2 separate regions of the Homo sapiens genome follow, and region 2 is linked to region 1. The links are chromatin loops, found by intact Hi-C in ENCODE. Cell type or tissue: heart right ventricle. All regions are shown on one strand. Each heading gives the region's core, and the rest is flanking DNA. Links, peaks and the distances in the headings are about the cores only. Region 1 overlaps RTCA (RNA 3'-terminal phosphate cyclase). Region 2 overlaps DBT (dihydrolipoamide branched chain transacylase E2).

The links. A loop is a pair of places that touch in the nucleus more often than their neighbours do. Peaks named below come from ENCODE experiments on the same cell type or tissue, not always from the same donor. Only the 100,000 strongest peaks of a DNase experiment are listed, where the experiment ranks them.
Region 2: a loop joins it to region 1, with 5 times the contacts of the local background. A loop is called at or near these places in 3 of 110 quality-filtered maps.

The regions. Positions count from the first base shown.
Region 1 is chr1:100,267,283-100,283,193 of GRCh38, forward strand. It overlaps RTCA (RNA 3'-terminal phosphate cyclase), which reads left to right. Exons shown (of 11, transcript NM_003729.4): 3 at 870-1,013; 4 at 3,275-3,398; 5 at 6,112-6,170; 6 at 7,542-7,683; 7 at 8,317-8,441; 8 at 9,976-10,034. MIR553 (microRNA 553) reads left to right here and starts at 13,959; the gene lies at 13,959-14,026. In heart right ventricle, for the core only: no CTCF peak of the experiment used is centred there; no DNase peak of the experiment used is centred there; H3K27ac peaks cover 154 bases.
Region 2 is chr1:100,212,885-100,229,181 of GRCh38, forward strand. It overlaps DBT (dihydrolipoamide branched chain transacylase E2), which reads right to left. Exons shown (of 11, transcript NM_001918.5): 5 at 5,742-5,863; 6 at 3,099-3,315; 7 at 1,933-2,099. It also overlaps the pseudogene BRI3P1. Among named protein-coding and RNA genes, the nearest start is that of DBT, 29 kb to the right of the region's middle. In heart right ventricle, for the core only: no CTCF peak of the experiment used is centred there; a DNase peak (open chromatin) is centred at 5,153; H3K27ac peaks cover 2,005 bases.

The DNA of each region.
Region 1 (15,911 bases), core at 3,825-11,824:
CGGTCTCAGTCTTTTGTCTACAGTTTTGAAATTACCAAAAGGCAATTACTGATATGTTAATGTTAATTGCCTTTGTCATAGTTTGCAGCCCTCCAGTTCACCAACAGGGGAATCCAATTCATTAGGCTGTAGGTGTTGTATTAGTTTGCTAGGGCTGCCATAACAAAATGCCACACACAGAGTGGAGCTTAAACAACAGAAATTTATTTCCTCACAGTTCTGGAGGCTGGAAGTCCAAGATCAAGGTCCTGACAAGGTTGGTTTCCTCTGAGAGCCATGAGAAAAGGATCTGCTCCAGGCCTGTCTTTTTGCCTCTTCACATGGTGGTTCCTCTGTGTACCTTGCCCCTAGCGTCTCTGTATGTTCTAGTTTTTTTTTTTTTTATAAGGACACCAGTAAGATTGTATGGTGGCCTTATTTTAACTTAATTATCTCTTTAAAGGCTCTATCTCCAAATATAGTCACATTCTGAGATACGGAGGGTTACAGTCTCAGCATATTAATTTAGGGGGAACATAGTTCAGCCCATACAGGCACCATAGATTGTTCAGTCAAGTGCAAGCGAGACTGGTGGCACTGAAATAACTATTAGTTTTCTTCTTTAGCACACTTCTAATTTGCAGCAATATATCAGGGTATGTATTTATAGTCAGAAATAACTGGTCTGCAAGGAAGTGTTAAAATGATACATACTAGCAGGTAGTCTAGGTGCATAAAAACCCAAAAGGAAGCTGACACTGAAGATGTGGCACTTACTGTGGTTAGACCTTGCTGTTTTCTTGCCATTGCAGTTTTATAAATTTGTCATAAAATGTGGGGATGTAGGCAGTCTGAATGCACACGTTTTGATGCAGTATTATGACCTGAAGGCCTCAACATTTATCTGGACTGGAAATGATTCGAGATTTGTGTGATGGGCAACTGGAGGGGGCAGAAATTGGCTCAACAGAAATAACCTTTACACCAGAGAAGATCAAAGGTGGAATCCACACAGCAGATACCAAGACAGCAGGGTATGTATCACTTAACATTCCATTTAAGTAACCTGGGTTTAAGTCCAGGTTTTGCCACTTTCTGGGCAAGTTGCTTAATGTCTATGAGCTTGTTTCCCTACTTTTATGTTTTTTTTTTTTGAGACAAGGTATCCCTCTTGCCCAGGCGGGGGTGCAGTGGTGCAATCACTGCTCACTGTAAGCTGTAACTCCTGGGCCCAACAGGTCCTCCCACCTCAGCCTCCTGCGTGGCTGGGACCATAGGCACACAGCACCATGCCCCGCTAATTTTTGTATTTTTTAAAGAGACAAGGTTTCGCCATGTTTTTCAGCTGGTCTCGAATTCCTAAGCTCAAGCAATCCACCCACGTTGGCCTCCCAAAGTTTTGGGATTATAAGTGTGAGCCACCACACCTGTCCAATAAATATTCATTGAATTAATGAAATTCATTATTACTGATAGAGACTTCCCAGTTCAATACTTAAGCATCATTGTGTAAGTGAGTTAAATAAAGATCTGTCTTTTGATAGCTAAGAGGCTATGTCGAATTCCCTTTCAAACTACTTATGAATATGATTGCTTTCACTTAACTTTGGAGAAGGGAGATAATGGCTCATTTAGAAAACAACCAGGCCAGGTGCGGTGGCTCACGCCTGTAGTCCCAGCACTTTGGGAGGCCGAGGTGGGTGGATCGCTTGAGCTCACAAATTTGAGACCAGCCTGGGCAACATGGCAAAACCCCGTCATATATATATATTTATATATTTATATATATAAATAAAAATTAGCTGGGCATGGTGGTACATGCCGGTAGTCCCATCTACTTGAGAAGCTGAGGCTTGAGCCTTGGAGGTGGAAGGTGCAGTGAACTGAGATTGTGCCGCTGCACTCCAGCCTGGGTGATGGAAGGAGCCCCTGTCTCAAAAAAAGAAAAGATAATGACCAAGTGTTTCACTTTATGAAATTCATCATGTTACATAACTATTTCTTGTGATTTCTCACATTATTTGACTATAAGGACCAAACAGGCAAGTAAAGCAAGGATTACTTCACTAAAACTTCCCATGTGAAATATTTAGCTATCAGTCTTTTTTTTTTTTTTTTTTGGTCTCCCAGGCTGGAGTGCAGTGGCATGATCATGGCTCACTGTAGCCTTGACCTCTTGGGCTCAGGCGATTCTCCTAAAGTGCTGAGACTACAGGCGTGCACCACAATGCCTGGTTAATTTTTAAATTTTTTGTAAAGATGGAGTCTCACTATGTTGCCCAGATTGGTTTTGAACTCCTGGGCTCGAGTGATCATCCCACCTCTGTCTCCCAAAGTGCTGGGATACAGGCATGAGCCACCACGCCCGGCCAAGCTGTGAGTGTTTGTTATTATTAAAATTAATAATTATTAAAATATTTTATTATACTTTAAGTTCTGGATACATGTGCAGAATGTGCAGGTTTGTCACATATGTACACATGTGCCATAGTGGTTTGCTGCACCCATCAACTGGTCATCTAGGTTTTAAGCCCTGCATGCATTAGGTATTTGTCCTAGTGCTCTCCCTCCCCTTGCCACCTGCCCCCCGACAAGCCCTGGTGTGTGATGTTCCCCTCCCTGTGCCCATGTGTTCTCATTGTTCAACTGCCACTTATGAGTGAGAACATGCAGCGTTTGCTTTTCTGTTCCTATGTTAGTTTACTGAGAATGATGGTTTCCAGCTTCATCCATGTCCCTGCAAAGGACATGAACTCATTCTCTTTTATGGCTGCGTAAAATATTATTCTATCATATCATGAACTCCACAATGACAGGAACTATATCTTTATACCTGGAACAGTACCTTGTTATATAGTAACTAATCATATCCAGACCTTGTCTATTTTGAAAGCATTTTCATAAACTGCTAGTTTCAAGAATTCTTTTGTAAAACTTTTGAAGAAGGTTTTATTTTTAATTTTTTTTCTTTTTTACTTTTTTGTAATATAAAGAAAAGTATCAGAACTTAGCCAAGGTCACACAGCTAATGTGTTTAGTTGAAGATTCAGACCCAGGTTTGGTTATCATTTAAAGCTATTTTTCTATGGTGAAATACTGTTTTTCTTTAAAATTCAGGATTTTACTATTCAGACACTAAAATGTTTTTTAACTAGAAACTCAATGGCATATACCTGCCTTCACAGTTGTCTGTGCTTTAGTTGGTAGTGATGAACAAGAATATAGCTTATTTAAGAGTTTGAAAAGAAAATGCAGAAAAGAAAATGAAAATAAGCCCCTTCTGCCTTCTCCTTAGGAGTGTGTGCCTCTTGATGCAGGTCTCAATGCCGTGTGTTCTCTTTGCTGCTTCTCCATCAGAACTTCATTTGAAAGGTGGAACTAATGCTGAAATGGCACCACAGATCGATTATACAGTGATGGTAAGGGCTTTTGTTGTTGACAAACTAAGATGATCTCATACATGCTTCTGAGTCTCCATTCTCTAAATATATCCTGAGTGTTTTTTTGTGACTTTCTTGTTTATCTCTTCATGGTGTCTTTTCTTTCTTTCTTTCTTTTTTTTTTTGAGACAGTGCTGTTGCCAAGGCTGGAGTACAGTTGCATATCACAGCTCACTGCATACTCAACCTCCTGAGCTCAAGCAATCCTCCTGTCTTGGCCTCCTGAGTAGCTGGGACTACAGGCACACACCCAGCCAATTTTTTTAAATTTTTTGTAGAGTCGATGCCTCACTATGTTGCCTAGGCTGGTCTTGAACTCCTGAGCTCTAAGGATCCTCCCACCTCAGCCTCCCAAATGTGTCTATTGCAGTAGGGGGTGGGGAATTATGTTTACTTTAAGTTTGTTGTTATATCTTGGAATAGTGTTTATAGTGAATTAAAAAAAAAAACTCAAGTGTAGGGCCCGGTGTGGTGGCTCACACCTGTAATCCTAGCACTCTGGGAGGCTGAGGTAGGCAGATCACTTGAGCTTAGAAGTTCAAGACCAGCCTGGGCAACATGGTGAAATCCCATCTCTACAAAAAAATAATATAAATAAAAAACAAAAAACACTACACACAGAAAAATTAGCCAGGCATGGTGGTGCACACCTGTCCAAGCTACTCAGGAGGCTGAGGTGGGAGGATCACTTGAGCCTGGGAGGTTGAGTTTGCAGTGAGCTATGTTGGCACTCCATCCTGGGTGATAAAGCAAGATGCTGTCTTTAAAAAAACAAAAAACACCTCGAGTGTGATATAAATTATATCAGTTGTGATGTGTTATTTTATAAATACAAGGATTATGATTTGGAGGGAAACTCAAACTTTTTTTTTCTATTAAGCCCCTTCCATTCTAGGATCAAACATTTAAAAAATGATTTAAAAAATACTGGCATGCTCATATAACTAGTGGGAGAGAAAAGTGGTATAATCTTTTTTCTTCTAGATTTATTAAAGTGTAATTTTTTCAATTGAATCCACCCTTTTTAACATGCAGTTCTGTGATTTTTGACAGTGACATGATTCACAGTTATGAACCATCTACCACAATCAAGACATAGAATAGTTCCGTTACTCTAAAAAATTCCCTTATACGTTTTTGTAATCAGTCCTGAGCCTCAGCCCCTGGCAACTGCTGATCTGTTTTCTGTCATAGTTTTGCCTTTTGTTCAGAATGTCATATAAGGGATAATACTGTACGTAGGCTTTGAGTCTGGGTTTTTTGCTCTCCATAATACATTTGAGATTCATCCATGTTGCTTGTATCTGCAATGAAAACTTGAGTTGTGTTCTCGTATATGGATGTACCAGTTTGCATATCCATTCATCTATTGAAGGGCATTTGGGTGTTTCCAGATTTTGGCAATTATAAATTAAGTTACTGTTAACATTCATATACAAGTTTTTGTGTGATTGTACATTTTCATTTCTCTTGGGAAAATACTTGCTGGGTTGTTATAATAAGCAAATGTCTAACTTTATAATACATAGCCAGGTTATTTTAGCTTCCAAAGTGGCTACATTTTGCATTATTACCAGTACTATATGAGAGTTCCAGCTGAAGTGGGCACAGTGGTGTGTGCCTATAGTCCCAGCTATTTAATACTTGGTAGGGTGAGGTGGGAGGATCTCTTGAGCTTAAGCTGGAGTCTAGCCTGGGTAACATAGCGAGACCCCATCTCTAAAATAAAAATAAATATCAAATAGAGGGTTCCAGCTGTTCTGTATCCATCCTAGCACTTGATATTTTCAGGTTTTTATTTGTTAAGCTTTTTCTGCCTTTAAAAAAAAACACAAAACAAGGTTAATAACCTGTATACCTCCTGGATACATAGGAGACAACCCAGAGAAATAAGTAAATCTCTAGAGTAGATCTCAAAGAGTTGCCTTAGACATCAGGCTTAAACACCATCTTTCTCTGAAATATTGCCATTCTAATAGATGGTATAATCTTTTCAAAGTCAGTTCGATGGGATGTATAATAAAAATTAATCTCTCCTCACCTAATAATTTGACTTCAAGGAAACTCCTCTAATTCAATATTGCAAAGTTCAGCTAAAGATAAATGTTAAAGGTATTTGAACAGAGCATTATATACTGTAATTATCATTATATAAGATATATCATTATCTAATAATGAAAACTTGGAGAACCGTTAAGTCAATTAGGCTAGGATGCCATGGAGTCATTCAGATTTTGTTTAGGAATAATTTTATGATGTCAGGAAAATGCTTATGTTTATAATGTTAAAGCATTGTCTGTGGAATGAGATTTCAACTGTACAAAAAATTGAGATGACAGAATGGAATGCTCTTCACCAATACCCCCTCATTTCTTAAATGTACTATATTGAGATGCGTGAGGAAGTATTGGCCTTCGGAGTAGAATAACCACTGATATCAAATATCCTAAGTTCCAATTTTTTTCGTTAGATAGACTTGCACAGCTCTGATTAAATAAATGTCAAACTTTTAAATTTAGCTACATATCAGTTTTTTTATTTGAAAAAAATGGAACCAGCCTACATATTCTTATAACACTGTTTACCTATAGCACCCAGTTACTAGCCAGCAAAGCGCTTTTGTTTAATAAATACACTTGTTAAATTAGTGAATATTGCTGATTAACCTAATGATAAAAACTGATTTTTTCAGGTCTTCAAGCCAATTGTTGAAAAATTTGGTTTCATATTTAATTGTGACATTAAAACAAGGTAAGTTGCTTGTTTCTTAAATGTTAGGATCTATTACTTACGCTAGAAGTAGTGGAAAAGTTAGACCCTTAGAGAACTGTCTTTCTGGTACCCACTTAATACATTGCATCTCTTGTAAGAAGTAATTGTACTTTGTGGCTTAAAAATAATGAATAGCAGGAGCATGGGGACTCGAGAGCAGCTACACATCATGGTTATTTATTTCTAGGGAAAATATTTTCAAGGGAATTTTCACAGTGAGGTACCCTCATATCTAGTGATATTTCATGCCCCAGCACAGCTTAAGTGCTCACTGTGTGTAGACAACTGGACTAGACACTAAGGGGTCATAAAAGGAATTCTCTTCCACAATGTGATCAGAATTGTTTTCCTAAGAAACACATTGGGCATTCAGGTTATTTCTCTTTAAGGCTTCCCTTCTGCCACACAATCACTAGGCCATATTTCTTGGTGTGGCATTTAAGTGCTTTGAAGTCTTGCCCTAACTTTTCTAACTTCTTCGTCCCTCTCCTCCTTTCAACGTGTTATGTATTCTAACAATATGTTTGCTTGTTATTCCTTAAATATGCTTTGTGCCTTTGGACTTTTGTGTCTTTGTTCATGTTATTCTTCCCCTGCTCTCCCAAAAGTTAGAAATCCTATGTTTTTTTCAACGTGAAACTTATAATTCTTTATGAACTGTGATTGTGCCTCAATCAGAATTCATATTTGCACCTATGTTGTAGCCTTTCTTATAGCCTGACCTGTATTCTAGTAGACAGTGTGTGGAGCCATCTCCCTACCAGATGGTGAGCTCTTTGAGGGGAGGAGTACTGTCTTCTCACCGTCTGCTGTAAAATAAATGACACCAATTAATTGAATTAAAACTTTTTAAGTGTTTTGCTACTTAAATATTCATCATATATTTATTTGAGGACCTACCATGTGCCAGACATTGTTTTAGGCACAGGAAAATAGCAGGAACAATATAGGTAAGTCTAGCCCTCAAGGCGCTTATATTCTACAATAGCCCTGTCAAATAGAACTTTCTGCATTGGGGTATATGTTCCATATCTATGCTGTCCAATATGGTAGTCACTAGCCAAATGTGACTATTGAGCACTTAAAATGTGGCTAGTGCAGCTGGGGAGCTGATTTTTAAATTTTATTTAATTTTAATAGTTTCACATATCTCAAGGCTACCACATTGTATAGTACAGACAAAATTTTGTTTTTTAATGTATAAAATTTTACAAAATACAGACCTAAAATATTTAGACCTTTCCATGGATTACATGTTTGGATATCATTGACATGTCATTTTATTGTAATATAGAGCTTTGTTTTTGTCATGCAATCAGTTTATGTGGGCATTTGTTATACTTTTCATAGGGGATATTACCCAAAAGGGGGTGGTGAAGTGATTGTTCGAATGTCACCAGTTAAACAATTGAACCCTATAAATTTAACTGAGCGTGGCTGTGTGACTAAGATATATGGAAGAGCTTTCGTTGCTGGTGTTTTGCCATTTAAAGTAAGTTGTTTAGATGTTCTTAGAAATAAAATATATGTGTGTCTTGATAAATATTATGTCAACTAAATTTTGAAATTATTGAGAGAACTTAACATTTTTTTAAGGAAAGAAATAATGTCCTTTGTGGCAATATGGCTGCAGCTGGAGGCCATTATCCTAAGCAAATTAATGTGGGAACAGAAAACCAAATACCACATGTTCTCATAAGTGGAAGCTACGCATTGAATACACATGGACATAAAGATGGGAACACTGGGGACTGCTAATGGGAGGAGGGTGGAAGGGGGCTGAGGGTTGAAACACTATCAGGTACTGTGTTCACTACCTAGGTGATGGGATCATTCATATACCAGATCTCAGCGACATGTAATTTACCCATGTAACAAACCTGCACATGTACCTCCTGAACCTAAAATAAAAGATGAAATATATGTATTAATGGATACATTAATTAACAAAAATAAAATTAATTTGCATAAGCATATTTAAAAATTCAGTGCTCTCTTGAAAATCAAGTTATTAAATAATGCATGTAAAAGCTACCAATTATTTTATGTGTCTTTGAAGTCTTGAAAACAATTTTCCAAATAATCAGTAATTGTTTTATTCTATTTTTCTGTCTTGCTAAAATAGGTAGCAAAAGATATGGCAGCGGCAGCAGTTAGATGCATCAGAAAGGAGATCCGGGATTTGTATGTTAACATCCAGCCTGTTCAAGAACCTAAAGACCAAGCATTTGGCAATGGAAATGGAATAATGTGAGACAATACTTTTTCCTACACATTAGTTGAGAACCCTAAAATAGTTATCTAATTAAATTAAAGATTTTTAGGGTTTCTTGCTTAAGTTTATAGTTTTAAGAAGTATTTATTTATTTATTTATTTATTGAGGTGGAGTCTCGCTCTGTTGTCCAGGCTGGAGTGCCGTGGTGTGATCTTGGCTCACTGCAAGCTCCGCCTCCTGGGTTCATGCCATTCTTCTGCCTGAGCCTCCTGAGTAGCTGGGACTACAGGCGCCCACCACCACGCCCAGCTAATTTTTTGTATTTTTAGTAGAGACAGGGTTTCACCGTGTTAGCCAGGGTGGTCTTGATCTCCTGACCTCATGATCCACCTGCCTTGGCCTCCCAAAGTGCTGGGATTACAGGCATGAGCCACTGTGCCCAGCCTCAGTTTATATTTTTAAGGACATTCCTACCTAAAACACCAGTATGATAAATTAAGACAATTATTCTGAATTTTTTCTGAGGATGGCTTGCCTTTTGTTACCTTGTAAGATCCCTTTCCCTTATATAGTGAACTTAAACGTTTAATCAGAAGTTAGGCTTTAAAGCTAGTCCTATGAGAATATTTCCAGTTGCATAAAATACGTCAAATGTGAAATCAGTTCACAAATAAATATAGCAAAGAGCTTTTTAAAACCAGACTAGAGGCCAGGCGCGGTGGCTTACACCTGTAATCCCAGCACTTTGGGAGGCTGAGGCGGGCAGATCACAAGGTCAAGAGATCAAGATCATCCTGGCCAACATGGTGAAACCCTGTCTCTACTAAAAATACAAAAATTAGCTGGGCGTGGTGGTGCACACCTGTAGTCCCAGCTACTTGGGAGGCTGAGGCAGGAGAATCACTTGAACCTGGGAGGCGGATGTTGCAGTGAGCTGAGATCACACCACTGCACTCCAGCCTGGCGACAAAGCGAGACTCCATCTCAAAAAAAACCAGACTAGAACTATTATGTTAATTCAGTTAGGAGTTATAGATTTAAGTATTAGTACAAATTCTTTAACTGATGTTTTTGAAGTATAAAAGTACCATTTTTGGATATTTAAGTTCCAAATCCTCTCATTCAGAATTTCCATTAAAAGGTTTAAAGTAAACGCTTGCTCTACTTATGATAACACTATCTAAAAACCGTAGAACAATACCAAAGTCTCTGCATAACGACCTTTTTATTTAAGATAATTCTGAAACACTTTATAGTACTGTGTGCCTGTGAAATGGTACCACTTAGTGCTAATGACATGTTAACTTGTTGGGGGGCATGGTAGACATTTCTTAACCTGTGAATTAGAATCTGGTGTGACTTCTCCTGGTCAAGTGGTAAAGGATACTACTGGTCTGATTAAGATAGACAATGTTAATCATACCACTCTATATGAAGAATTTTTACTTTTGCAATTTGTTGCCCAGATTTAGTTCTGCCTATTTAATAGTCATTGTTCTCTTTTGTTGTATTTGCATAAATTTGGAACATTTATAGCAAAGGTAGTAATAACTTTTTTTCTTGCATAGAATTATTGCTGAGACCTCCACTGGCTGTTTGTTTGCTGGATCATCGCTTGGTAAACGAGGTAAGATAAATGAAGGGGGTCCATAGTTCCCAATGCTACTGCAGAATTCTTTAATCCATCAGGATTGGAATGTTATAGAATGATGGATGAAAGTTTAAAAGGATGTAGTTAATTGATTCTCTTTTAGAGTCAATTACACTTTCAGACTTTCAGTCTTTCTCCCACCTTTATACTTTGGAAAATTTCAAACCTATGGAAAAGTTGAATGACTAGTTCAACTAGTCATCCATACAACCTTCTCTTAGATTCACTAGTTATGAACATTTAGTTTGTTGTGTATATTTCTGAGCCATTTCAATATAAGTTGCAGGTGCCATGTCTCACCCCTGAATACTGCAGCATATATGTCCAAAGAGCAATAACTACATAATTATAATACCATTTTTACACCTGAAGAATTTGTTTTATTCTGACACACCAGATAGCTTCATACATAATGAATTGTTTCCAAAATATTATTTAGAGCGATGTGGAATTTTTTTTTTTGGGGGGGGGCACATAGCATTTGTTTCTCAAGTCTCTTTAGTCCCTCTTTTAATACACAATCCTCCCATTACCTTTTTTGTTGTTGTTCATTTCATGATACTGACATTTTTAAGAGTCCAGGCCATTTTCTCACAGAGTTTCCCACAATTTAAATTTGTCTGATTGTCTCATGATATATTCAGATTAAACATTTTTATTAAGAATACTACATAGGTGATTTTGTGTACATTCCACTGTATCACGGCAGGGGGCACATGATGTTAGTTTCTCCTTTATTGGTGAGGTTGAGTGTGATCACTTGGTTAAGGAGGTGTGTCCTGCAGATCTGTCTGCCATGAAAGTTCCTTTTACCTTTGTAATTAACTAGTGATCCAAGAAAATATTTTGAGGCCATCTGGTTATCCTGCACCCATAACAGCTTTCATCCAGTGGTTTTAACATCTATTGATGATTCTTCTCTGCATCAGTTATTACATTGGTGATTTCAGAATTTTGAATGTTTTTGTGAAAGGGAAATTTGTTTAAGGTTTGGTATATTAGAGAGAGAAGATACATACATGCATGTGTTTGTTAATATTTAAAGTTACTTTTACCAATCAGGCAACTTTTAGGTGAACTTCTAGTTGTTTGCGTGGTCATTGATTGCTTTATTCCTACTTTGTAGCATCTTTAAAAATGCTTACCAAGCTGGGCACAGTGGTACACAACTGTAATCCTAGCACTTTGGGAGGCTGAGGTGGGAGGATTACTGAGACCAGAAGTTCAAGACTATCCTGGGCAATGTAGTGAGACTTTGTCTTTGCAAAATAAATAAACAAATAAAAATGTTTACCCTAGCTATGCTGTTAAGCCACACTATTACTACTGAATACAAAAAAAATTAGGAATTCTTCAGTTTGCTCAGTTGGTAAATCTAGAACTAGTTGGGCATCAAATCTGATCAAGAGAATAAATAAAATCACCATTTCCAGTTGAACTCACATAAATGAATTCTGTCTAAAACTGTGCTATTCAAAATGTGGTTGGCAGACAGGCAAACTTGTCAGCATCAACTGGGAGTTCGTTAGAAATACAGATTTTGGGACCTACCTCAGACGTATTGAATTAGAATCTGTGGGAGTGGGGCCCAGGAATCCATTTTAACAAACTTTCCAGGTACTTTTAATGTATACTGAAGTTTGAGAAATAGTGATCTAAAATATGTATTTGGCATATACTAATTACATATTAGGTGCAGTGAGGAATCAGTGTGGATATTGAGCCACTGCATGCACTATCTACAACAGTCTTTAGAAGCAAAGAGAATACAAATATAAAACGGAGACTAGGAGCAGACATATTACAAGTAATAAGTACTTAGCAGGCATTGGGAGAAGTGTGAGTTTGTTTGTATTACTGGTTACCAAATGTGCCAGGTACTGTGTACTAGGGATTCAAAAGTGACAGCTATGATTCCTGCCTCCTGGGTTATTCTGGCAGAGGAAACAGACCAGTTCTATGATAGTGGTATCCCCAGGGTACCATAGGAATACAGGGGAAGCAAAGGGAATCCTTCTGGGGACTGATTGACACCAAATCTGCCTTCTGCCATTTAATGGTCCTCCAGTGGGTTCTGTGGGTAAATAGAAGTTAGCTGGATAGAAAAGTGAGAGCTAAGGAGGAAGGACAAAGAAATTTGACATACAAAAGTATTCTGGGTGAGGTGGCATGCAGCTTTAGTCCAAGCTACTCGGGAGGCTGAAGCAGGATGATTGCTTGAGCCAGGAGTTTGACAACAGCCTGGCCAACATGGCAAGATTCCATCTCTTAAAATTTTTTTTTTTTTAAGTAGCCCCATATGGTGGCTCACACCTATAGTCCCAGCTGCTCAGGAGGCTGAAGCGGGAGGATTGCTTGATCCTAAGATGTTCAAGGCTGCAATGAGCTATGATTGCACCACTGCATTCCAGTCTGGGTGACACAGTGAGACCCTGTCACCAAAAAAATAGTGTTCTGTGTTTGAGCAAGCAACTGCAAGTGGATAATAGATCTGGGTAAGGGAATGGAGAGAGATGACAACAGAAATATCGACAGGCCAGATTCTGAAAGGCTATAGGTTATATCTAGGAATTTACATTTCATCCTGAAATATAGAGCATTTAATGAGGGATGTGATATGAGAGTTTTTGAAAGATAATTCAGAGAAGTAGAAGAAAGCCATATTAGAGGCAGGAAGATAAGAGTTCATTACAATTCAGGTCAGAATGGTAAGGGCCTGTGCCAAGGAATGCTGGGCTAGAGAGGTGAATACTGATAAAAGGGTATTTGCAAAGGTGAATGGACAATATTTGCTGGCCAGTTGGGTATGGGAAGTGAGGAAGGCAGTGTAAAGTATGACCTTCTAGATGTCTGGCTTAGGTAACTGGATATATTTACCTCTTGTGAATATACGGGGTAGAGTTAGTTTGCCAGGGTAGATGATAATTTTAGATATGCTGCGTTGAGATTGATTGTAAAGGGATCATTACTTTATCAGTAATACATGGAATTTTTTTACCAGGCCTGAAAAAAATTTTCTAATGTTCTGTCAGCATTTTTTTCTCACTTTGTCACATGAAGCAACTTGTACTTTAAAGTAGTTTTTGGATAAAACACTTGTAGAGTACACAGTACTTATTTTTAGACTTAGGGTGTTAGGAGAGAATAGAGGAGAGAGCAACATGCCTGCTGAGATTGACTGACTCCTCCTGGTATCCTTCCTTGGTTCCTATCATGCACATCAGTCAAATGAGATGTTAGCAAATGCAAAAGTAACTTGTGGTCTTCTCAATCCAGCTTGTCTATATATTAAGGATCTCAGAGAGAATGTCATGACCTCTATTATCCAGATCCCCTTTCATTTCTGATTTAAATTAACTAGAAAATTACTGGATTTAGGGGCTGGGTGTGGTGGCGTATGCCTGTAATCCCAGCACTTTGGGAGGCCAAGGTGAGCAGATCACTTGAACCCAAGTGTTCAAGACCAATCTGGGCAACATGGCGAAACCCTGTCTCTACAAAAAATACAAAAATTACTTGAGCATGGTGGCATGTGCTTGTAGTCCCAGCTACTCTAAATGCTGAGGCAGGAGGCGGGAGGATCACTTGAGCCCAGGAGGTGTAGGTTGCAGTGAGCTGAGATCACACCACTGCACTCCAGCCTAGGTGATAGAGCAAGACCCTGTCTCAAAAAAATAAAACAAAACTACCAGACCTTGAATCCTAATTTCTTAGGGTTATCACCAGAAGGAACATTGGCTGCTTGTCAATACCACCATAGGTGGTAGAGGCAGGAAGTTGTAACTAGAGATGTCTTTATCATTGTCTCAGTTACTATAACCATTTTGATCTTAGTTTCCTTATATGTTGAGCAAGAAGATTAGCCTGGAGAATCTCCAAAATCCTTCTAACTATAACATTCTTCAATTTTATTTTAAAACGGTGAGATTTTGTTTTGTCTGAGAAAATCTCGCTGTTTTAGACTGAGGCAGTGTGTTATGATAGAGAGCACTAAACAGAGAGTGAGAAGACCTAAATTTTAGTCCCATGTCCTGTCATTATCATGCATAGTGACTCTGGGCTTTCCTTATCTGAAAAATGATATTGGACCGTGATTGTGATCTATGTTTAAGGATCCCTTCCAACTTTAAGTGATTGCATTATAGACAGAATGTGTTTTGTCTTTCCATTGTTGCGTATCTGTGTGATCTTTCATTACTCTTATCTTACAGTTAGTTATATTCTTTACTATGGGAGCAAAATAATCTGCTGAAATGAATTGTGCCTCTGGTTAATCAATCTTTATTTCCTTTGTATAGTAATTGCCTCACTTATAGCAAGCACCTTCCTTCCCTCCCTCAGTGTATGTGGTAATTCAGGGCATCTCTCTGTTTTTGTTTTTGTTTTTTTTTTTCGAGACGGAATCTTGCTTTGTCGCCCAGGCTAGAGTGCAATGGAGCAATCTCGGCTCACTGCAACCTCCGCCTCCTGTGTTCAAGCAATCCTCCCACCGCAGCCTCCCAAGTAGCTGGGATTACAAGTGTGTGCCACCATGCCGGCTAATTTTTGTATTTTTGGTAGAGACGGGGTTTCACAGTGTTGGCCAGGCTGGTTTCGAACTCCTGACCTCAAGTAATCTGCCTCCCAAAGTGCTGGGATTACAGGCGTGAGCCACCGTGCCGGCCTCATGGCATCTCTCTGATGTCCTAAAACAAGTCCTTGAGACCTTTGTTTAAAAACATCCAAAATGTGAGAAGATTGGCAATTAGTTAGAAAAGCATTAAGATTTCAGAAGAAATTGAGATTTTGCTTTTGGTGTGTATAATACTAATAAGCAAGATTCTCATATTTTGCTTATTATGTTCAGTTGCTACAGACTGCTAGTAATGGCAGTTAGTAATGTAGAACCATTCATGCCATTACTATCAAGGTGGCTGGGTGGAAAGGAATGTGAATGGCTCTGAGGAATTCTTTGCTACATGGCAGAAAACTTTAGTGTACCTGCTGTTTTCTAGTACTACAAAGCCGGAAGTTCTTTCCTTTTCCTTTACATCCTCCATCCCTATTTTAGCTGTTTTTCAAGGACTCACTTAAGTCCTTCATGCTTTATGAAACCTCAAATTATTCTAGAACCTATATAATCTCTTACTTTTCTGAACTCCTGTCGGGTATATAGTTTATATCACAGAGTTAGCACTTAATTATCCTCTAATTTTCTAATATATGTGTATTTTAAATGCCTCCTTAGCAAAGGATCTGGTTTCTATTACTTAGCATGGTAGATAAATAGTGGGTATGCAATACTCCTACAGGTTGAGCATTCCTAATCCAAAAATCTAAAATCTGAAATATTCCAAAATCAGAAGCTTTTCAAGTGGCAGTATGCCACAAAACTTTGTTTTATGCACAAAATCATTTAAAACATTGTATAAGGTTGCCTTCAAGCTATGTGTGTAAGGTATGTATGAACATTAATGAATTTCAGGTTTGTTTATTTATTTATTGAGATGGGAGTCTTACTCTCTTGCCCAGTCTAGAGTGGAGTGGTGCAATCTTGGCTTACTGCAACCTCTGCCTCCTGAGCTCTAGAGAGCTTCCCACCACAGACTCCCGAGTAGCTGGAATTATTAGTGTGCGCCACCATGCCTGGCTATTTTAGTAGAGACAGAGTTTCACCATGTTGGCCAGGCTAGTCTTGAACTCCTGTACTCAAGCTATCTGCCTGCCTCCACCTCCCAAAATGCTGGGATTACAGGCGTGAGCCACTGTGCTTAGCTGAATTTCATGTGTAGACTTGGGTCGCATCCCCAAGCTATCTCATTATGTATATCCAAATATTCCTTTTTTTTTTTTTTTTTTTTTTTAATTTTGAGA
Region 2 (16,297 bases), core at 694-8,693, 58 kb before region 1:
TAAGGAGTATGGCATACAAATTATCCTGAAGGTAATGAAAGGGAACCACTGAAAAGAATCAGAGAATATTACAGTAATTTGATTTACGGAAGACCAGTCTTGGTGCAGTGTAGAGAAAGGACTGGACATGTTGGCATTACAGACATCAGTATGTCCTTCTGAGTAAAACAGACCAGAACCTGAAAGAGCTTCTCCACCTGTTAGCTGTAAGTCCTTAACAAGTTTCTCAACCTCTCTGAGCCCCAATTTCCTTAAATGGAAAGTGGAGACAGTAATATTTACATGTCAGGGTTACTCTGAGAATTAAGAGATAATGGGCCCTGCCCCGCGTCTGCCTCAGAGGGGCCCGAGCCACCCGGGGCGTGCGCCGCGTCCCCGCCGGGGCCGACAGAGCCGAGCCGGGCCGCCATGGACCACAAGACTCTGCTGCAGGAGCGGCCGCCCGCCTACAACCTGGAGGCCGGCCAGGGCGACTACGCGTGAGGCCCGCACGGCTACGGCGCCATCCCCGCCGCGCCCCCGCAGCCGCCCTACTCCTACCTCGTCACACGGACACCCACCCACCATCCCAGGGTCTACAACATCCACAGCTGGACCGTCATCCGCTATCCTACCAACTCTATCGTGGTCGTGGGAGGCTGTCCCGTCTGCAGGGTCGGGGGGCTGCAGGACTGCTTCACCTTCCTGGGCATCTTCCTGGCCATCATCCTGTTCCCCTTTGGGTTCATTTGCTGTTTTGCCTTGAGGGAGCGAAGATGCCCCAACTGTGGAGCCACCTTCGCTTAAAGGGAACACCAGGCTCGGCCTTTCCTACACCCAGCTCTCTTTTTCTAATGTAAATGTTGTGTTCAATAGTTTTATTTGATTAAGCTTCAGGACTGTTTTGTAAAGCGAGGTGGGACCGATGTGGCACACGCCAGCTGCGGTTTCCCGGAGCGTGGAGAGGCAGCGCTGCTGCTCCTGCCCCAGGCTCATGACAACTCAATGAAGCACTGCTTTTATTTTTTGCAGTCTTCAATTTGAGAAAGGTGAGAAATAATCTTTTCAATAAATGAGATTCATACCAAAAAAAAAAAAAAAAAAGAGAGAGATAATGTATACAGCATGCTTACTATGGAGGCTGGCACATGGTAGCTGCTGCACAGTCACTAATGTGAGCTAGACTGTATGCTGCTCAAGGTTAGCTGATGGTCTTACTCCATTTTATACTGGTCCCAAGGCTTAGCACTAGAAATGATTCCCAGGATCCTCAATATAAGTTGGTTGAGTAAATGAAAATAAATATTAAATATATGTCAGTGATATTGCAAAATTAATATCAAGTCTCATTTTAGTTCAAACCAAGACTTGGTTGGAGTGATCCTTTTAGGATCAGAGGCTTTACTTAACTGGCAGAATTGTCTCTACCTAGCTCAAAGATAAGCAGCTAAAAATATAGTACAGAAATCTCAATTTTATAATTTCCTATTGAACAAAGAAATGGCACATTTTCTAACTATCTGATGTTGCGAAAAGTAATATTTTTATTCAAGGCCACAGTCAACATATTGCATGTTGGCAAAGCAAAATTTAAATGTCCTACTTGGGGCCAGGTATGGTGGCTCACGCCTGGAATTCCAGCACTTTGGGAGGCTGGGGCGGGGGTGGATCACCTGAGGTCAGGAGTTCAAGACCAGCCTGACCAACATGGCGAAACCACGTGTCTACTAAAAATACAAAATTAGCCAGGCGTGGTGGCAGGTGCCTGTATTCCCAGCTACTCAGGAGGCTAAGGCAAGAGAATTGTTTAAACCCGGAAGGTGGAGGTTGCAGTGAGCCGAGATTGTGCCATTGCACTCCAGCCTGGGTGACAAGAGCAAAACTCTGTCTCAAAAAGACAAACAAACAAATAAATGTCCTACTCAAGCCTTGTTTGAAATGAATGAATCTCACCTTTAAGAAGAAAGGCATAAAGGAGAGTTTAATTCCACGAGCAAATGCAATGGGTTTTAATTCTTCTCGGAGCTTAACCAGTTCAGTAAGGTCAATCTCATCACAATAACCAAAATGAGGTATCTTCAGGGCTGCAGACATAGTCTTGACCATTGCTTTTTGAAAGCCTGAAAAGCATTAAATTGTTATTCATTTATTTAAATTCTCAAATCTCTTCATCCTTTTTTTTTTTTTTAAAGAAACTAAAATGGAAGGTTCTCTAATGTCTTTTACTCTCTCAGTTAAACCCTTCCTCTTACTACTCTCTTCATTACATTACACTGAAAGTCACTAATTTCAAAGCTGGAACACTGACTGCATCATGACACTCAGTGGCAAATGCAATAACATAGCAGGTAACTGCTTTAAATGCTGTGTTATATAAAAAATTCAAAAGAATGCAAGCCATGTATTTCCCTAACAGCTTTCCTGCAAAGCCACTCTTCTGGAAGTTAATCATTCCAGGAGTTTATAAATAACAAATCAGAACTAGTTATTTTGAAAGCTAACTACAAATAGTGAATGTTTAAAATGTCCTGTGTGTCTTCAAACAGAGCAATTATCAATATACAAGTTTATATTTCAAGAAACCTGCTAACGTATTACTCTTCAGAAGATAATGATACACATAAATTGTAAGTGTTTCCTGGAAAAGCTATGCTATTTCACCATTTAAAAATTATGGCCAGGCGCAGTGGCTCACGCCTGTAATCCCTGCACTGTGGGAGGCTGAGGAGGGTGGATCACCTGAGGTCAGGAGTTCGAGACCAGCCTGGCCAACATGATGAAACCCTGTCTCTACTAAAAATACAAAAAATTAGCTGAGCATGGTGGCGTGCACCTGTAATCCCAGATACTCAGGAGGCTGAGGCAGGAGAATTGCTTGAACCTGGGAGGCGGAGGCTGCAGTGAGCCAAGATCGTGCCACTGCACTACAGTCTGGACAACAAGAACAAAACTCCATCTCAAAAAAAAAGAAAAGAAAAGAAAAATTATATGCTGACTGAAGTTGAACTTTCCCTTCAGTAAGACTTGAAAACACCATATTATATACATTTATCTACTGAGGTAGCTTCCCCCAAAATAAATGAACTATTGCCTTATAGTATTGTTATTATTATCATTACCTTTTATGGGTTCTGTTTTGTCTTTGCCTGTGAATACCGGAGGTTTTGATACTAGTATAGGAACAGTCATGTCTTTTGGCTTTGGTGGAGGTGGCATAATTTCAACTTTGGGTGAAGGAGGCAATATAGCTCCTGTCTGCTTTTCCAAATAGTTGAGGATATCTTCTTTAAGTATTCTGCCATCTTTTCCTGAGCCAACAACTTCACTCAGCTTAATCTAAAAAATGATATATTTTAATGCCAAAAATACAACTATTTAAAAACATCATTAAAGTTTCAAAATGGAATTTGATCAACTGACAGTAAAATATATCTGTCCAATAAATTAGTAAAAGGAAATAACCTTTTCATTTTCTACTTAAGTAATCATTACTTTTGTATATACTGTTCACATATGCATGTGGTAACCATCAGGTATCTATATTATATATAATCTAGAGCTATTTATGAAAACTTACTTTTTAAAAAAATTTTTTGTAGAGACAGGGTCTCACTCTGTTGCCCTGGCTGGTCTTGAACTCCTAGCCTCAAGCTATCCTCTCACCTCAGCCTCCCAAAAGTGCTGGAATTACAGGCGTGAGCCACTATGCCCAGCTGAAAACTTACATTTTTATACTCAAGTATTTTAAAATCTCTTGCATAATTCTTACTCGACCTTTTCTATTCTTGGGGACTACATAAGAAGAGGGAGAGCTGAGAATTTAAGAGAAACTAAATGCTATACCAAATTTAGACCAATGTTTCTGACACTGGCTACCAGTTAAAAACGTAACAACTTAAATAATCATAATACAAAAGCTCTCTCAAATTAGTTATTTTTCTGGTAGTTGCTTTGGAAAGATCAGTACAAAACATTTAATTCTATTTAAATAAAAATAAACATAAAAGCTTGGAATGATCTCCTCATATATAGTATGTATTAATTTCTTAGGGATAGGCCCCATTTCATTTGTATTAGTGCATCTCTAAGGATGACTAAAATAATAAAGGACTTTACTAAGGCAAACACTAAGTTTGTAACAAATGGACTATGAAAATTTAAACAAATAATTTTTAGGCAGTTACAAACAACTGTAAATGCCACTGGTTCTTAATTTTAAACAAACTCAATTCATAAATATGCAAATTCAAAGAAAAAAGATGATTTCTGATAACTAAATCCAATATTTAATTTTTAGTAATCATACAAGCACTCTACCCAAGTATTCTATACCCATCTTTAGGGAGTGTTTTAGGAAAGCCAAATCATACATTTCTTCTATATATTTCTTTCTATATTATTAAGAAAAAAATTATTAAAATGCTTTATAGATTTCAAAGCAAAATGTTAAATCATTATTTCATCTGATGCCCTTAATAACCTAATGTTCCACGTTACTATATCTATTTTCTGTTATGCTAAATGGTCTTCATACTTAAACACATTTAAGGGTTACATAACATTTTATCAAGGATACATAACATAATTTGAATGTGTATGCATCTTCTAATTTTTGGCTATATAAAATACAAGGAAGAATGATTCCTAGATTATTTTCTTGGGATAGTTCCCCAGTGGCAGGATAACTGGCTGAAAGAATATGAACATTTTAATGACTCTATTACATATTTCACAAAATATAAACTTTTATTTTTTTCCCACAGCAACCTTACTTTTCTCAAAAAGAGACAAACAAAAAGTCTCATTGTGGGGCACAGTGGAAAGTATTCAGGTTTCAGAACCAGACAGATTTGTGTTCAAATCCCTAGTTCAGCTTACTTGGTTTTAGATAAGTTAATCAACCTGCCTGCAGGGTCCTTGTGAGGATTACAGATGTGTCTATAGTGTCTGGCACATATGTGCTCAAATAATGGAGGCAATGATTGTTGAGGTTTATATAACATCTAACAGCACAGGTTTTGGAGTGATATAGACTCACTTTTGAATTCTGGCTCTTGCTATGTTAGCTGTGTGACTTTAGACTAGTTACTTAAACCCTCCAAGTCTTAAAATAGCTCCTTATCTTACAGGGTTAAATGAGAATACGTAAATACCTATCCCAGTGCCAGGGAGCCACCCTGCCTGGCATTCCACCTTCCATTCAGTCAATGACTGGCAGAGGAAATACAAAAGGCCGGCCTCCTTGCCTCAAAGCAGTAATTCTGTGGTTCTCCCTTGCACCCTCAGATCAGGCCAGAGTCTTTCTTTTTTTACTTAGGACCATGGCAAGCTTTGGGACAGGCCAGATGCTTGATACCATAACCATGTCTGGCCAATTTCCCTTCTCTTCTCTTTTTTATCTTGCTTCCTTCAGTCCCTTTACAGGTTTTCCCTCCTTCAAATTCCTATCTCATGCTGTGCCTCTAGAGCACCTGACATAAGACCTGGTATTTACAAGTGCTCAGTAAATGGTAGCTCTTACTGTTATTAGGCTCTAAGAAAGAATAATAAAATCATACTGCTCAATTGATAGTAAGTAATAAGTTTACAACTTCTCATTTCTCCCATGTATTTTTATGCAACTATTGCTTTTCAGTAGCAAATATCTTCATGTTTCCTTAATTTCATTGAGCTATTTCATCATGGGATAGTTGGCTAATTTTTCAGAGATACAAATGTACACTTCCTATACAATCTCAGACTTAAATATTAAGAGAACTTACATTGTTTTCCATTGCCAGACGGCGAACTGCAGGAGTTGCCAGTGTTTTTCGGCCCTTTATCTCTTGGTGTGTATGTTCATCATGAGACACTGCAGGAGTTTCAACAACATCTTCTTCTGAATCTGGTAACAAGGTAAAACTTAACTTCAGTTGAAAAAAAATTTTTTTTTTTTACTAAGATGTAAAGTAAGGCCACTAAGATGTGGCCTATAATATCTAAATAAATTAAAGTTTATAGTCTAAATGTATAAAAGTTGAACTACTTCAGAATAGGAAAACACAACTATCCTAATGGTATGGGTAGAGTGGGGGGGGGGGTGTGTGCCGGTACCTGGTACTTTTTAATTATTAGTACCTGGTGGATATGTCACTCCTGTTGAAATAATATAGCAGCTACAAGTTTAAACATGAGAGTTTTCCTCAAGAAATTTTAAAATGTGTTGTGGCTAGGTACAGTGGCTCACGCCTGCAATCCCAGCAATTTGGGAGGTCAAGGCAGAAGGATCACCTGAGCCCAGGCATTCAAGACTAGCTGAGGCAACATAGGGAGACCCCACCTGTACAAAAAATTTAAAAATTAGCTGAGTTTGGTGGCACACACCTGTGGTCCCAGCTACTTGGGAGACCGAGGTGGGAGGATTGCTTGAGCCCAGGAGGTCGAGGCTGCAGTGAGCTGTAATTGCATCACTGCACTCCAGCCTGGATGACAGTGAGACCCTGTCTCAAAAAAAAAAAATTTGTATTTTAAACATTTTTCTAATAAAATTCTCATTTATATTTATAAACAGCACGGAATAAGGATCAAATGTAAGATAAATTATATGAAAGAATGGGCTGGGCACAATGGCTCATGCCTGTAATCCTAACACTCTAGCAGGCCAAGGTGGGTGGATCACTTACTTGAGCCTAGGAGTTTAAGACCAGCCTGGGCAATAAAGTGAGACTCCCTATCTCTACAAGTGAATTTTAAAAATTAGCTAGGTACGATAGCACACATCTGTGGTCCAAGCTACACAGGAAGCTGAGGCGGGGAGAATCACTTAAACCCAGGAAGTCAAGCCTGCAGTGAGACATGTTGGCGCCACGGCACTCTAGGTTGGGTGAAAAAGTGAGACCCAGTCTCAAAAAAAACCGCACAAGAATCATATAAAATCTATGAAAATCTTAAACACTTTCCTGAGATGATATAGTACGTAAAAGTTTGCTCTGCTTTGAATAGTTTAAGAAATGCTGTGGTGGCTGGGCATGGTTGCTCACACCTGTAATCCCAACACTTTGGGAGGTAAAGGCGGGAGAATTGCTTGAGGCCAGGAGTTCGAGATCAGCCAGGGCAACATAGGGAGACCCTCTCTCTATAAAAAATTTTAAAATTAGCCAGGTGTGGTGGTGTGTGCCTGTAGTTCCAGCTACTCAGGAGGCTGAAGTGGGAGGATCACTTGGGCCCAAGAAGTCAAGGCTGCAATGAGTCATGGTTGCACAACTGCACTCCAGCCTGGGTGACAGAGCAAGGCTGCCTCAAAAAGAAAAAAGGAAAAGAAAAAAGAACTGCTGTGGCTAATGCTAATTTGGTTGTTTTATTCTCTAGTTCTGGATTCCTGTTATTAGAAAAACTATCTCAGGCTACTAGCATATATTTCTGCAAGCAAAAAAAAAAAATGTTTTTGAGAGCACTTAATTGTCAAATTCTGCTGTTAGGAAATCAGTGATGTATACATATAGCAGAATCTGTCTGAATTGGTAAATTAAAGACTGACAGAACTTCTGAAAATGAACAGACAACTGAATCTGCTTTGACAGTTTTGACATTCATTTCTAGGTAAATAAAAATCTTCTACTACTGCAACCGTGATAAGATAGTCTATTCATTCCTCTTTACTAGTCTATGAATTGGCCCAGTGGAGCTACAAAGAAATTCTCCTAAAGGTAAGGAAGGGAAGAGAAAAAAACCCAAAACTTGTATTGAGCATCTATTATGTGTCAAATACTGTCCTGCATATGCAGTATCTTACTTTTCATTACAACTGTTTAAGATAGGTATTATTATCCCCATTTTATAGACAGTTTAAAAAGTGAGGTTTGACTGAACAGATTGGCTCAAGGTGAGACACCTAATAAATCTAAGAGCTGAATTCAGTCCTAGGGCTGACTCAATCTGTGCTGTTTCCATTAGTTCATAGCCCTAGTAAATTTTCCTTCTGGTCAAAGTAGCTAGAATACAACTCCTATAGTTCAAGGCATAATTTTTGTTGAATTTTCAGAATCTCTGTATATTCTCTACATCTGTTAAAGTCATTGGAGAAATGAGTAAGAAAGATTAGCATGTGGAACCAAGATCCAAACGAAAATCAGGGGATTCAATGGTAGGAACCCCAATATGGTAGGAACTCCAATGCTAACTTGGATAATGCATATTTGCTGAAGAGAATGTATAAATATCCAAATATATAACATACAAAAATTATTACATTATTCCAAAAGACCAAGTAATTTATTGCTACCTACCTTTCTGGAAAACATTTTGTGATATATTACCTACATAGTACTACCCTTTTAGAGTAACTTGAGTGTAAATATGAATGACAAACTTACTTGTGAGAAGTCACTCATATATTATTTCTAATAGTCATGTAGTTGTTGGAAGAAAGCTGTCACTTAACCAAGTAATAAAATACCACCTTACTACACAGCAGAAGATTTTAAATAATCTTCAAAATGTTTATTTTTTGCTTTTCTTTTTTTAATACAGACAGTGTTTCACTACGTTGCCCAGGCTGGTCTTGAACTCCTAACTTCAAGTGATCTCCTGCCTTGGCCTCCTTCAGTGTTTTTACACATATTTTCTCCTCTGATTACAAAAATGTTATGAGTATGTAGGACAGATTTCTCAATGTTACCAATGTAGAAACGGACTCTAAGGGGGATGAAGTTGACCAAATTTGAATTTCACAAGTCTCCCCAGTTGATATGACTTTAGTGTTTCTAGCATCACAGTCTAATATGTGAGATTTTAGCCTTTGATGATTGATCTTCAGTTAGGGAATTAGAGTACAGTTTTAAAAGCTTTAACTAATTTTAAGAAAAAGCAAACAAACACTGGTAAGTAAACACTTTTTCTTATGAAGCCTGTCAATCTCGTGTTAAGGTAATTCCTCGTAGAAAGCAAATTTATAATAAAACCACATTATTTCAGGTTAACTAAATAAAAGAATAATATGAATTGATAAAACTGTGAAACTGCAATATTCTTAGGTATTTCTAAGAATAACATTAAGTAATCCCCTTAATTCACTCAGCTAGGAGAAATTCTTTTAAGAAAAATGCTTTGAAATACTAAAGTATTCAAGTGTGTTTGGAAGACCTTTCTTCATAGCACAAAAATAAACTTTAGTTCCTGTCCGAATGTTCATAAATTGAAAATTAAGGACATCCAAACTGAAAAGATTTCATTGCATTTTCTTTTTCACTTCAAATTATTAAAACAGCGAATTCAATCAATTTAATCTACAATAGGCTATACAAAATGAACAGTTATAGCTACCAAGAGCACCTACTATGCCTAGCATTGAACCATGCAATTTATGTTACTGAATGTAATTTAGTTAGATGGTACACTACATTATTGGAATGGTTTTATGTCAAAGAGCTTTTCTTTAAAACATTTTATACTAATCCTGGTAAACATTTCAATATTATAAAATCTATATATTTGTAAACTAAACTGTGTTGTTGTAGCAGAATTTTGTAAATAATGCATATGTAAAGTGTTAGAAAGTAAGTCCCATTACTCTAGATGCAAAATGAAGCTGATATCCATCCTCTCTGAACTAAATTATCAGTGTAACAAAGTGGTTAGGAGCATGGGCTTTCACATTAAACAGAGCTGAGGTCAAATCCTAACTCCACCACTTAGTAGCTATGTAATCATAGGCAGGTTATTTAACCTCTCAGAGTCTCAATGGTCCATGTGTCAAAAGCAGATATTACATTTGTTAAATGAGATGTATATATAGTATTAGCACAGAGAAACCAATCAACAATACAAGTTGATGTTAAGGGGTAAATGCAATATAATGGCAGAATAATATTAGTTTTATAAAGTATTCTGCTAAAGCTCATGTCCCTCTTTCTCCTCCTTTCACTGCCCCATGGTACCTCTCAGTTAGGTTCAGTAACTCTCCACTTATCTGGTGGTGGAGCATCCTGGCAACTTCATCTTAACATAGCTTCATGGCCCAGTGTACCTAAAATAGGTGCCACACAGCCTCAGCATTAAAACTGTCCACTTGACCCAGAGGAAAGGTATTTACACTCTCAATCAGCTCCTATTTGCCTTTGTTAGCAAATACTTCTTAATCAACTTGGTTATATGTCTTCTCAGAAAGTTAGGAAGGTGGGTGATGACCTGGCACAAGGACAATCTAAACGGGCTGAAAAACTAAAAATCAAACGCAGAATTGTATTGTTTCTAGTACAGTGGTGAATGTTCATAACATGTCTTTGCATAATCAAAAAAGCTTACTCAATATCCTCACTTTAAGAATTAACATGTATGAAATTTTTAAAACAAAATTAATGATTTCTCTCAAAAAAAAGTTTTTGAAAAGTTTTGGAACAAAGAGGCTTAGTTGTTTAGAAAAGTGAGGAATCATTTTACTGCATTAAATAAATAGAGGCTAGAGAAAGCATCTGTCACCACATCAGCTGTAAAGACAACTCGAGGTAACACAATTTAAACTGAGTTGGTTTTAGTTTTGTTTTGGTTTTGAGACAGGGTTTCCTCTGTCTGAGTAGCCAGGACTACAGGGGTGTACTACCACCCGTCTAACTTTTTTGTTTGTTTTGTGTGTGCGTGTTTTTAAGAAACTGGGTCTTGCTCTGTCACCTGGGCTGGAATGCAGTGGCACAAGCATAACTCAATGCAGCCTCAAACTCCTGGGCTCAAGCGATCCTCCCACCTCAGCCTCCTGCATAGCTGGGACTACAGGTGTGCTCCACCACACTTGGCTAATTTTTAAAATTTTTTGTAGAGATGAGGTCTCACTGTGTTGCCCAGGCTAGTCTCAAACTCCTGGCTTCAAATGATCCTCCTACTTGGGCCTCCCAAAGTGCTGGGACTATAGGCATGAGTGACTGCACATGGTCTAAACCACATTTACAGTAGACAAGGCACTGAAACATGGAATAGCTTTGATATAATGGTGATAATGTTAAGTAAAAAAAAAAATTAAGTAACTGGATTTCAACTTGTCATTTTTTTTAATAGTATATGCCTTTTTATATGTCACAGATACAAGTTGGCATACCTGAGTCCAATAAACTGTTTTGAAGTAGAGGTCTGTTACAGTCAAAGGACTCATAGATAGGACTTGGAGGTCACAAATACAGTTTCCCTCACCAAAATTATCATGACCCTCTAGCTTTGAAAAGCAGACTACTACTATGTTACAAAAGACAGTACTATAGAATATAATTAGCATTACAAGATAGGACTTAATTTCCAATACTACTATTAAGATGTCTAGTCTTGATCTCTTCTACCCTTCATGGCTCTATGCTATAATAATTTTCCACCTGTAAAATGTTAATAATATAATTTATACTTCTAGAAGACTTTGTGTTCGTCTTTTATATAATTGGTTTTACTAGCATTAAGACAGGAAAAACATAAATTCAGTATTACTACAAATTCTTGCTTAAGAAAAGATACATAAAATATTTAGAAATCTTTCTTATTTCCACAATTAAAATGAAGCATATATAAATTTCTCTCATTAAGCTGAATTTAATTTCTATAGGCCTGCTTATTTGATACATGGGCTTATGCTTCATAGTTTATTCTTACAATAAAAATATAAAAAACAAGTCCAAATATAAAAGCAAAAAGGTACAGATGTGAAATAAAACTAGCATGCAAGATAATTGTTTAAAGCATATTATGAATGGCAAATGAAACAGAATGGCTAGCAAATTATCAGTTCTCTATGAAGAATACTGTCAGATAATTTTTACTGTAAATATAACCTATCCAATGCCATTAATTTTGTTCTAAGCTTTACTGAGATAGAGCTGACACACAATAAACTGCACATACATAAAATATAAAATCTGAGGCTGGGCATGGTAGCTCACGCCTGTAATCCCAGCACTTTGGGAGGCCGAGGTGGGCAGATCATAAGGTCAGGAGATCAAGACCATCCTGGCCAACATGGTGAAACCCCGTCTCTACTAAAAATATGAAAATTAGCTGGGTGTGGTGGTGCACGCCTGCCTGTAATCCCAGCTACTCAGGAGGCTGAGGCAGGAGATTCGCTTAAACCAGGGAGTTGGAGGTCGCAGTGAGCCGACATCATGCCACTGCACTCCAGCCTGGCGACAGAGTGAGACTCCGTCTCCCCCCAAAAAAAAAAAAAAAAAAAAATATATATATACACACACACACACACACACACACACACACACACACACACACATATAATCTGATAGGCTTTGAAATATGTATATACTCATAAACCATCACCATAATCAAGATAATGAACATGTCTATCACTTCCAGAAGTTTCCTCGTATTCCTTGGTAATGCCTCCTTTCCAACCCTTCCTACCCTCCATACTCTGTCACCAGGCAACCACTCGTTGGTTTTCTGTTATTAGAGATTAGTTTGGATTTTCTAAAATTGTATGTAATGAAATCATATAGCATGTTTTCTTTTGAGTGGTGGGATCTGGCTTCTTTCACTCAGCATAATTTCTTTAAGATTTATCATGTTATAGAGAATATTAATTTTTGTGAAAAAAAATTCTCCAGAAAAAACACAGGCCCCCCACAAAATGTACTGTGATTTTATAATTTGCTATACCCAGACTTATTAAGTTGGATCTTACTTGAGATGTCAAAACAAACTCTAAAAACAAAACCAGCACCAGGTGTGGTGGCTCACACCTATAATCCCAGCACTTTGGGAGGCGGAGGCAGGCAGATCACTTGAGGCCAGAAGTTCAAGACCAGCCTGGCCAACATGGTGAAACCTCACCTCTACTAAAAATACAAAAATTAGCCAGGTGTGGTGGCACATGCCTGGAATCCCAGCTTCTAGGGTGACTGAGGCAAGAGAATTGCTTGAACCCAGGAGGCGGAGGTTGCAGTGAGCTAGGATTGTGCCACTGCACTCCAGCCTGGGAGACAGAGCAAGACTCCATCTCACAAAAAAAAAAAAAAAAAAAAAATCAGAAGGCCAATTAGCTGGGCATGATGGAGTCCTAACTACTTGGGAAGCTAAGGCAGAAGGACTGCTTGTGCCCAGGAATTCAAGGCTATAATGAGCTATGATCGTGCCACTCTAGCTTGTACAACAGAGCAAGACCCCATGTCAAAAAACAAAACAAAACAAAACAAATAACAAACTCCAATTGTTTACTTGTTCATATAAATAACTTGCTTTTTTAGATAACTTAAATTGGTATCTAATCTGGTTTCCAGCTTGGACATTCTAATTTAATGACATCCATAGTACTGTTCAGAATCCTTACTTGTCAGTTTATGCCAAGAATGAAACACTCTTTCCTTTCTAAATCTGAATCCAAAAAAAACTGTGTTTATTTCATTTAATTCTAAAGGTGAATTTTTGTTTTGTTTTTCTTTAAATTTTTCTAAATTATGCCTTTTTTTTTTTTTTTTTTTTGAGACAGGGTCCTGTTGTTACCCAGGCTAGAGTGCAGTGGCATTAACACAGCTCACTGCAGCCTCTACCTCCTGGGCTCAAGTGATCCTCTCACCTCAGCCTCCTAAGTAGCTGGGACCACAGGTGCACGCCACCACACCTGGCTATTTTTTTTTATTTTTTGTAGAGATGGGGTCTCGTTATGTTGCCCAGGCTAGTCTCAAGCTCCCAGGCTCAAGTGATTCTCCCACCTTAGCCTCCCAAAATGTTAGGATTACTGGCGTGAGCCACTGTGCCTAGCCAATAATGTCTTTCAAAAGAAATTTAGAATCAAAGTAATAGGAAGCACCCCTAACGCCCAGATTATAGCCTCTTATTCATTCTACACTAATACTTAAAGGAACAAGAGCCCCTGAAGAAATGAATGATTCCAGGTATGGGGTGGGAAAAGTATGAGGTGAATCCCAGAACATCTTTTGTGCCAAAAGCAAGGAAGCTTTTAAAAGTTAACAGGACAATGTTAATAGAACACATAGGAGCCAGGTTGAAGGGGTCACCACTACAATGATTTGAGCATTGAGAAGAATAATGATTGTAATTAATTAAACACATGAAATCAGTTGAAATACTGTCATGCATTGCTTAATGATGGGAGTATGTTCTGAGAAATGCATTGCTAGGTGATTTCACAATTATCCAAACTTGAGTGTGCACTTACACAAATCTAGATGGTATAGCCTACTACGCACCTAGGCTATATGAAATAGCCTATTGCTCCTAGGTCACAAACCTGTGGAGCATGTTATTGTCCTGAATATTGTAGGTGACTGTAACACAATGGTAAATATTTGTGTATTTAAACATATATAAACATAAAAGAAGTATAGTAAAGATGTGTTATAATCTTATGGGACCACTGTTGTATATGCAGTCTGTTGTTGACCATAACGTCGTTATGCGACATATGACCATACACTCACACATACACTGAGAATGCTGGAAAAATTACTATCAGCATTTGAAGTGACTACTAAAGGAACTCCTTACTTCGAGAACTGGCAAAGGGAAAGAATTAAGCATTTATTTTCTTTCCAGTAAGAACTGTATTTCATACAGGTAGCATACAGATAGCCCCAATACAGATAGCCCCAACTGATGAGAGGAGAAAGGTCCACTTTACAGAAGAATGCCAGCTAATAATGTTAAAGGAATGACAAAATCCAAAAATCATCATTCCACAACCACTAAAGCAATTATTGATTTAGGAAGGATCTCAAATTATATTAGAACCTACTTATTTAGTGTCAAAGCTAACACTACATACATAATTTTCTGGTTACAAAAGGGGAAAACACAACTCCACAATAGAGGGGTAAGGGTATCATTATCCTAGTTCAGTGTTTAAACTTAGCATCACTATGGCAGTCATCAGATGTTAAGTGTATCCTGATGTGAGGCAACATGAAGTACAAACATGATCTATGATGTATTCCACCCAAAATATTTAACTTGAATTCAGCCTTTATTTTTTAATTTTTAATTTTAATTTTAATTTTTTGTTTGTTTTTTCTTTTGTTTGTTTTTAAGATAGAGTCTCACTCTGTCTCCCAGGCTGGAGTGCAGGGGCGCAATCTTGGCTCACCACAACCTCTGCCTCTGGGGTTCAAGCAATTCTGTCTCAGCCTCCCGAGTAGGTGAGATTACAGGCATGTGCCACCACACCCGGCTAATTTTTGTATTTTTAGTAAACATGGGGTTTCACCATGTTGGCCAGCCAGGCTGGTCTCAAACTCCTGACCTCAAGTGATTCACCCACCCTGGCCTCCCAAAGTGCTGGAATTACAGGTGTGAGCCACTGAGCCCAGCCTGAATTCAGCCTTTAAAACTTACTTCCAGCTTACAGGAAATATAACGACTAGAGGAACAAGTTAAATAACACCACAATGCAACAAGACAAATCCAAAAAGTTTGACATTCTGCAAAACAAAGGCAATCTCTTCAAATGAGTGTCATGAAACAAAAGTAGAGGAGGATAAACTAGACTAAAAGAGACTTAAGAGATATAACAACTAGGTGCAATGTATGGTCCTATATTGGATCCTAGTTAAAAAAAAATCAATTGAAATATCAAGGACATTTTGGGGATAATTCAGGAAATCTAAATATGGTCTGTCGATCATATAAAATGGAAATAGGCCAGGCATGGTGGCTCATGCCTGTAATTCCACCACTTCAGGAGGATGCGGCCAGCAGATCACTTGAGGTCAGGAGTTCAAGACCAGCCTGGCCAATGTGGTGAAATCCCATCTCTATAAAAAAATACAAATATTAGCCAGGCACAGTGGTGCACACCTGTAGTCCCAGCTACTCAGGAGGCTGAGATGGGAGAGTCGCTTGAACCTAGGAAGTGGAGGTTGCAGTGAGCTGAGATCGCACCACTGCACTCCAGCCTGGGTGACAGAGCAAGACTCTGTCTCAAACAAACAAAAAAATAAAATTGAAATGTACTGTCATGAAAACATAGATGAACAAAGCAAACAGATTGGACTACAGCATATACAATATATTATTTTGGTTAAAAAAATACCTACATGTACACATATGACCTAGAAAAATATCTGGAATGATATACACGAATGCATTGAGTGTGATTTGTGAACATTAGGGTTTTTGTTGTTGTTTTGGCTTTCTGTATTTTAGAACTTTCTGCAATGCACCCCTCCTGCTTTTATAATAATAAAAAGTAGTAGGAAGCCTTCAATAAATCACCTTCTAGCTTTTAGAAGCAACATGTCATAGAAAATATTCTGGACAAAGACTCAGGTCATCTAAGTTCTAACTTTGGTCCTGTCACCAACCATTGAGCAAATTGTCCAACCTTTCTTTTTTTTCCTTTTTT